Regions from separate parts of the Mus musculus genome. Here region 2 is linked to region 1. Evidence: chromatin loops called from intact Hi-C (ENCODE). Cell type or tissue: heart. All regions are shown on one strand.

What was found. Hi-C counts contacts between places; a loop is a spot of excess contacts. Peaks named below come from ENCODE experiments on the same cell type or tissue, not always from the same donor. Only the 100,000 strongest peaks of a DNase experiment are listed, where the experiment ranks them.
Region 2: a loop joins it to region 1, with 2.3 times the contacts of the local background. A loop is called at or near these places in 3 of 42 quality-filtered maps.

The regions. Positions count from the first base shown.
Region 1 is chr17:36,946,112-36,948,611 of GRCm38, reverse strand. It overlaps Rnf39 (ring finger protein 39), which reads right to left. Exons shown (of 4, transcript NM_001099632.1): 4 at 626-1,556. The coding sequence ends at 976. Ppp1r11 (protein phosphatase 1, regulatory inhibitor subunit 11) reads left to right here. Exons shown (of 3, transcript NM_029632.3): 3 at 1-257. It overlaps Gm33595 (a long non-coding RNA gene), which reads left to right and starts at 1,530. Exons shown (of 2, transcript XR_385575.3): 1 at 1,530-2,256. In heart, a CTCF peak has its summit at 1,199; a DNase peak (open chromatin) is centred at 1,211; H3K4me3 peaks cover 1,177 bases; H3K27ac peaks cover 898 bases; H3K27me3 peaks cover 869 bases.
Region 2 is chr17:36,275,992-36,278,491 of GRCm38, reverse strand. No RefSeq gene overlaps it. Among named protein-coding and RNA genes, the nearest start is that of Trim39, 5.8 kb to the right of the region's middle. In heart, a CTCF peak has its summit at 1,305; no DNase peak of the experiment used is centred here.

The DNA of each region.
Region 1 (2,500 bases):
CCTAAAAGGAAAGAGGGAGAAAGCAAAGAGATGAGGGGACAGGCCCCTGCAGTATGCTCCTACCCTTTCCTGCCTAGGCTTTGGTGTCTGCCAACCCAGGTGTCTTGCTCTCTCAGCCCTCCCCGGCTGGTGCTAGGATCTGGGTACTGCCCTCCAGGCCTCTGGCTGTGCACAGTACAGAAATCAGCAAAACCCATGGCACCACTTAGATCTCATTTATTGCCACAGATGCACAAAATAAATAACCCAACATTGCACAGTGTGTTAAATACAGGCCCATTTATACACAAGGGAAGGATGGGAGACTATACAGAATGTTTGGGGTGCCTGAGTTGCTCCCGGGTTGAGGAAGGAGGTAGCACCATTAGTTCTTTTATGTGCAAGATAAAGTTCCAAGAGGGTGTTCAATGGGAAAAGGCCACGAGCAGAGGAAACAGTCATAAATGAAAGGTTGAGTATAGACTGGCTTGCATACATATCCTAGAATTTATGTTCTAGGCTTCAGGTTTGAGCTGCGCGGCTTAGGTTATGAGTTAAATGTCTTAGGAAGACTTTTTTTTTTCCTCTGAGAATCCTCAGAGTGGACATGAGCAGGAAGCTGCAGACTTCCTGCTGTGCATCATGCCCTGAGCCTTTTGGGATTGGAGGTAAATTAGGACTGTTTCCCAACACTGGTGGTACAAACAGAGCCTCTTTCTCTAGCCTGGCCTAGAATGGTACGGAAAGAGGACTCAAGAAAAAGGTCTTAGGTCATGGAGACTCGGGACTAGACTGGCTTAAAGGCACGAATGTACAAGCCAGTTGAGGTTTTGATTTGGGAGAATGTGAGTGGACAAAGGGTGCTTATTAATACTCCTGTTCCGATAGGTGTTACAGACAAGGTCACTGAAACAGGTGGGGATTTGTGCAAGGGACAGAAGTAGCCTCGAGGCCATCTGGACTACTGCGGTAGGGTAGGAGCTAGAGACCTGAGGCTCAGGCTTCTCCAGGCAAGATACGCAGCGGGGTACGCGGGTCACAAGTGCAGAGCAGGGGGAAGACACGCTCCCCGAGCGGGCCCGGCGCCTGGAAGGCGAAGAGCAAGTCCAATGAGCGGCCGTCATAGAAGGCCACACGACCCCGCTCCCAGTCCAAGTCCACGCGAATGCGCTGCGGCGGGGGCCTGGCACCACCTAGCAGGGTGGGCTCTGGAGCCGTGAGCGCCCACAAGCGGCCGCCGCGGCCCTCCACGGCCCATATAGCCTCCGATGGGCACAGCTTGATGAGGCCCTTGCGGGTCACGGACTCCCCGGCAGCGCCCACGGCGTAGCAGCTCTCTCCCGCGTTCTCATCCTGAGCTGTAGAGTCTCTGAAGGACGCGCCTTCCGCGGTCTCCACCTCCCAGCAGTGGCGGCCTGACGCGAAGCCCTGCGCACCCAGCACCGCCGGGAGCTGATCAAAGCGCGCGGGGCTGTCCAGCGGCGCAGGCGTTCCGGGTGGAGCCAGACTCACGCCGCGGTAGTCAGAGGAGATGAGCAGATCACGGTGTGCTGTGCGAGGGTCGAGCGTCAGGTCAGCTGCAGAAGAGGGGAGAGGGGGAACAACACATGGTACGTTTTTTAAGTCTAGAGAGAAGGGTGAAGAAGAGCAGAGGTGCTTGAGTCCTCTCGCAGTTCCCCTAGCGACCAGGGCGACCAGGATGGGAAGACACTAAGGCACAGAGCCGCTTTGTGCTCTGATCCACCACTTTTGTGGAACTGGACTTGGACAAAGACTATGCTGGTCAAGGAACCCAGCATGGAGACCTGAGGGGAGGCTGGTGTGTGGTGTTGGTGGAAGAGTGGCGGATGGGACTTATAGGGAGAATGATGACTAATACTTGAATCTGCAAGTGTGGTGGCTTTAATCCCAGCACTTGGGAAGCAAAGAGGGCAAAACTCTGTGAGTTCGAGGCCAGCTTGTATAGCAAGTTCCAGGCCCCTTAGGACTACATAGTAAGACCCTGTGTCAACAACAACACAAAGCAAAAACCTTGAATCTGGGTTGGGTACGGGAGCCAGGTCAGCAAGACTACTTACTGAGAGAGACTGATACCTGAGAGAGACTGATACCAGATAGGAACTAGAGTGATTTAAAGGAAGGGCAAAGGGAGGAATCCAAGGTATCTAGTAAAACCAGCCCATTTACCTTCCAGGCCAGGCCCATTTCTATAGGAGGTGTGGTCAGAGGAGATACAGAAATTGCCTAAGGGACCAGAAAGAGTCGCTGGCCTTGCAGGTATGGGGCGCTTTAAGGAAATGCTTCTGGATTAGGAGCTAGAAGGAATTTGTATTAAGTGAGATGGAGGGGTGACTAAGGAATGGAACATCTCGAGAGCTACCTTGGGAATGAGCACAGAAGGGGTAGAGGAGGTGCTGGAGTCTTGACCCCCTTTCCAAGAATGGGAGGAGGTGGAAGCAGGGATCTTGTACTGTCTGGGGGTACATAAAAAACGTGAGGGAACGTGGCTGAGATCTGAGGA
Region 2 (2,500 bases), 670 kb after region 1:
ACAGCAACCCTCCAGCCTCAGCATCTTGATTGCTGGGATTATAGATATGCACCACCATACCTAGCTCTGTTAAGGAGAAATCTTTTGTGAAATGAAGACTTAGTTAATGTAGCAACATTATTCTGTCTTGTCTACTTCTATCACCTAGCTTGTCACAGTAGTACAGCCCCAGACCTTGGAAAGTCTAAGAGGAGAATCCTGAACTTGAGGCTAGCCTGGGCTACAAAATGAGACCCAGTTTCAATCAAAGGCCACAGCTACCCCAACTTTAAGCAGACACACTTTGATCAGCAACTATCAACATCAAAGCAAGAACTCCTACCAGAAAGATTACAACTCACTAAAGCCTCTGGCGATTAGAAATTTTAGCAATGGTGGGGAGCGTGTGGGGGACTTTTGGGATAGCATTGGAAATGTAAATGAAATAAATACCCAATTTAAAAAAAAAAAAAAGATCACCATCTTATTTGAAATTCATGGTGAGAAGGTGAACTAAATATATCTCCGAATTTATGTCCCTTTAAATCTAAATTTATTACCATTTTTTTAAGAAAGGGAGATTTTGAAGTTATAATCGATATTATTGTGGCTGGGTTCTCTTTTTTTTTTTCTTTTATGAAATAAAAAGATCCTGAGTCAAAAAAAAAAAAAAAAAAGAAAGAAAAAAATTTTAGCAACAACATATTCAACCTGTATAACAGGAAGAAATAGATAAGTAGTGTAATTCATTTGATTATAAATTATGCCCAGGAGGTAGTTATTGACATCATAGGGCAGACAGGGGTTACTAGCTTTCTTTCTTTGAGGGAAGGGGCACACCTTTAATCCCAGCACTTGGGAGGCAGAGGCAGGCGAATTTCTGAGTTTGAGGCCAGCCTAGTCTATAGAATAAGTTCCAGGACAGCCAGAGCTACACAGAGAAACCCTGACTTGGGGGGTGGGGGGGAATTAACCCTTTGAGGGAGGGAATTTTGAGCAAAACACAGAACAACTTTTTTTCCCAAGCATTAAATTCTATTAGCTCTTTTAAAAAAATATAATTATTTATTTATTTATCATGTGCAGTGTTCTGCCTGCACGCCAGAAGAGGGCACCAAGATCACATTACAGATGGCTGTTGGCCACCATGTGGTTGCTGGGAATTGAACTCAGGACCCCTGGAAGCACAGTCAGTATATTCAACCTCTGAGCCATCTCTCTAGCCTGAACAACTTTACTGTATAAAGGATTATCCTGGTTATATCCTAAGAAGAGAACTGTGACACTGCAGTAAATTCCACAAGGATAGAAATGTCAGTCCCGGGGCTGGAGAGATGGCTCAGCAGTTAAGAGCACTGACTGCTCTTCCAAAGGTCTGGAGTTCAATTCCCAGCAACCACATGGTGGCTCACAACCATCCATAACGAGATCTGGCGCCCTCTTCTGGAGTGTCTGAAGACAGCTACAGTGTACTTACATATAATAAATAAATAAACCTTTAAAAAAAAAAAAAAAGAAATGTCAGTCCCTCCTCCCAGCAAAAGCAGTGGAGATGCTGGAAATAATGTGGACCTGGTCTGTAGATGGACCTAGAGCTCTTCCTAATGAGCTCTATCAAAGCACAAGGAAGGAATTATACAGGGATGCAGACTGTGCCAGAAAAATGATAGAGATGCCACCAGGAAAAAAGGAAAGACTGCCAATGGCATATGTGAGGAAGGGATGTGGCAGACAGTTTAGGAGATACTGAGCTGAAATGTCCACTAATATTTTGCTTAGGTGGGAGGTTGGCAGAGGGACACTTAGGAACAATGTCTGGGCTGGAGAAATGGATCTGGGTGGGACACATATGAAAGGTATTAGACCTAAGGAAGTGATAAGGGCACCAAGGGAGTGATGGCTACAGAGATACAAAGAACAAGGACAGAGCCCTGTGCTCCAGTGTCAGCATTGGGATTAGAGCCCACACCAAAGCAGACTGCCTCATTCCAGTGCCACATCCAGAAGGCACGGAAAGCAGGAGTCACAGCTTTCCTGTGCACAGCAATCACAAGGATGTCACTACAACCTGCTGAAAGTCAGCTGTCAAGTGAGAGAGCCCATGTTTGTGACAAGGTTGGTCTGGATCCTGCTGGTCTCCTGATGGTCTCCTACAGTAACAAGGGCATAGAACAGGATTCCCAGGCCCTGAAGTGTCTCCTCTAAAGACTGCTCAACAGGCATTCTGGAATTCAAATGCCTAACAGTTGGGACTGGACTTAGGGAGAGACCTGGGTCCTTTTAACAACTCACAAGCATCCTGGTACTCAGACACATGGGGCAGTCCAGTGAGATCAACAATCAAGTGTAACGAGAAAAATCTAAAGCTGCACCTGGACTCCTCACCATGGCAGGAAACGTGGCAGCTCATTAACCTGAATGATGAAAGAGCCTGTATTTGCACATATTTGGATAAAGCAGTCACTAAAGGCTGCTAAACAGCAATTTACATGGTCACGTCTTTACATTAGATGTATTTCTT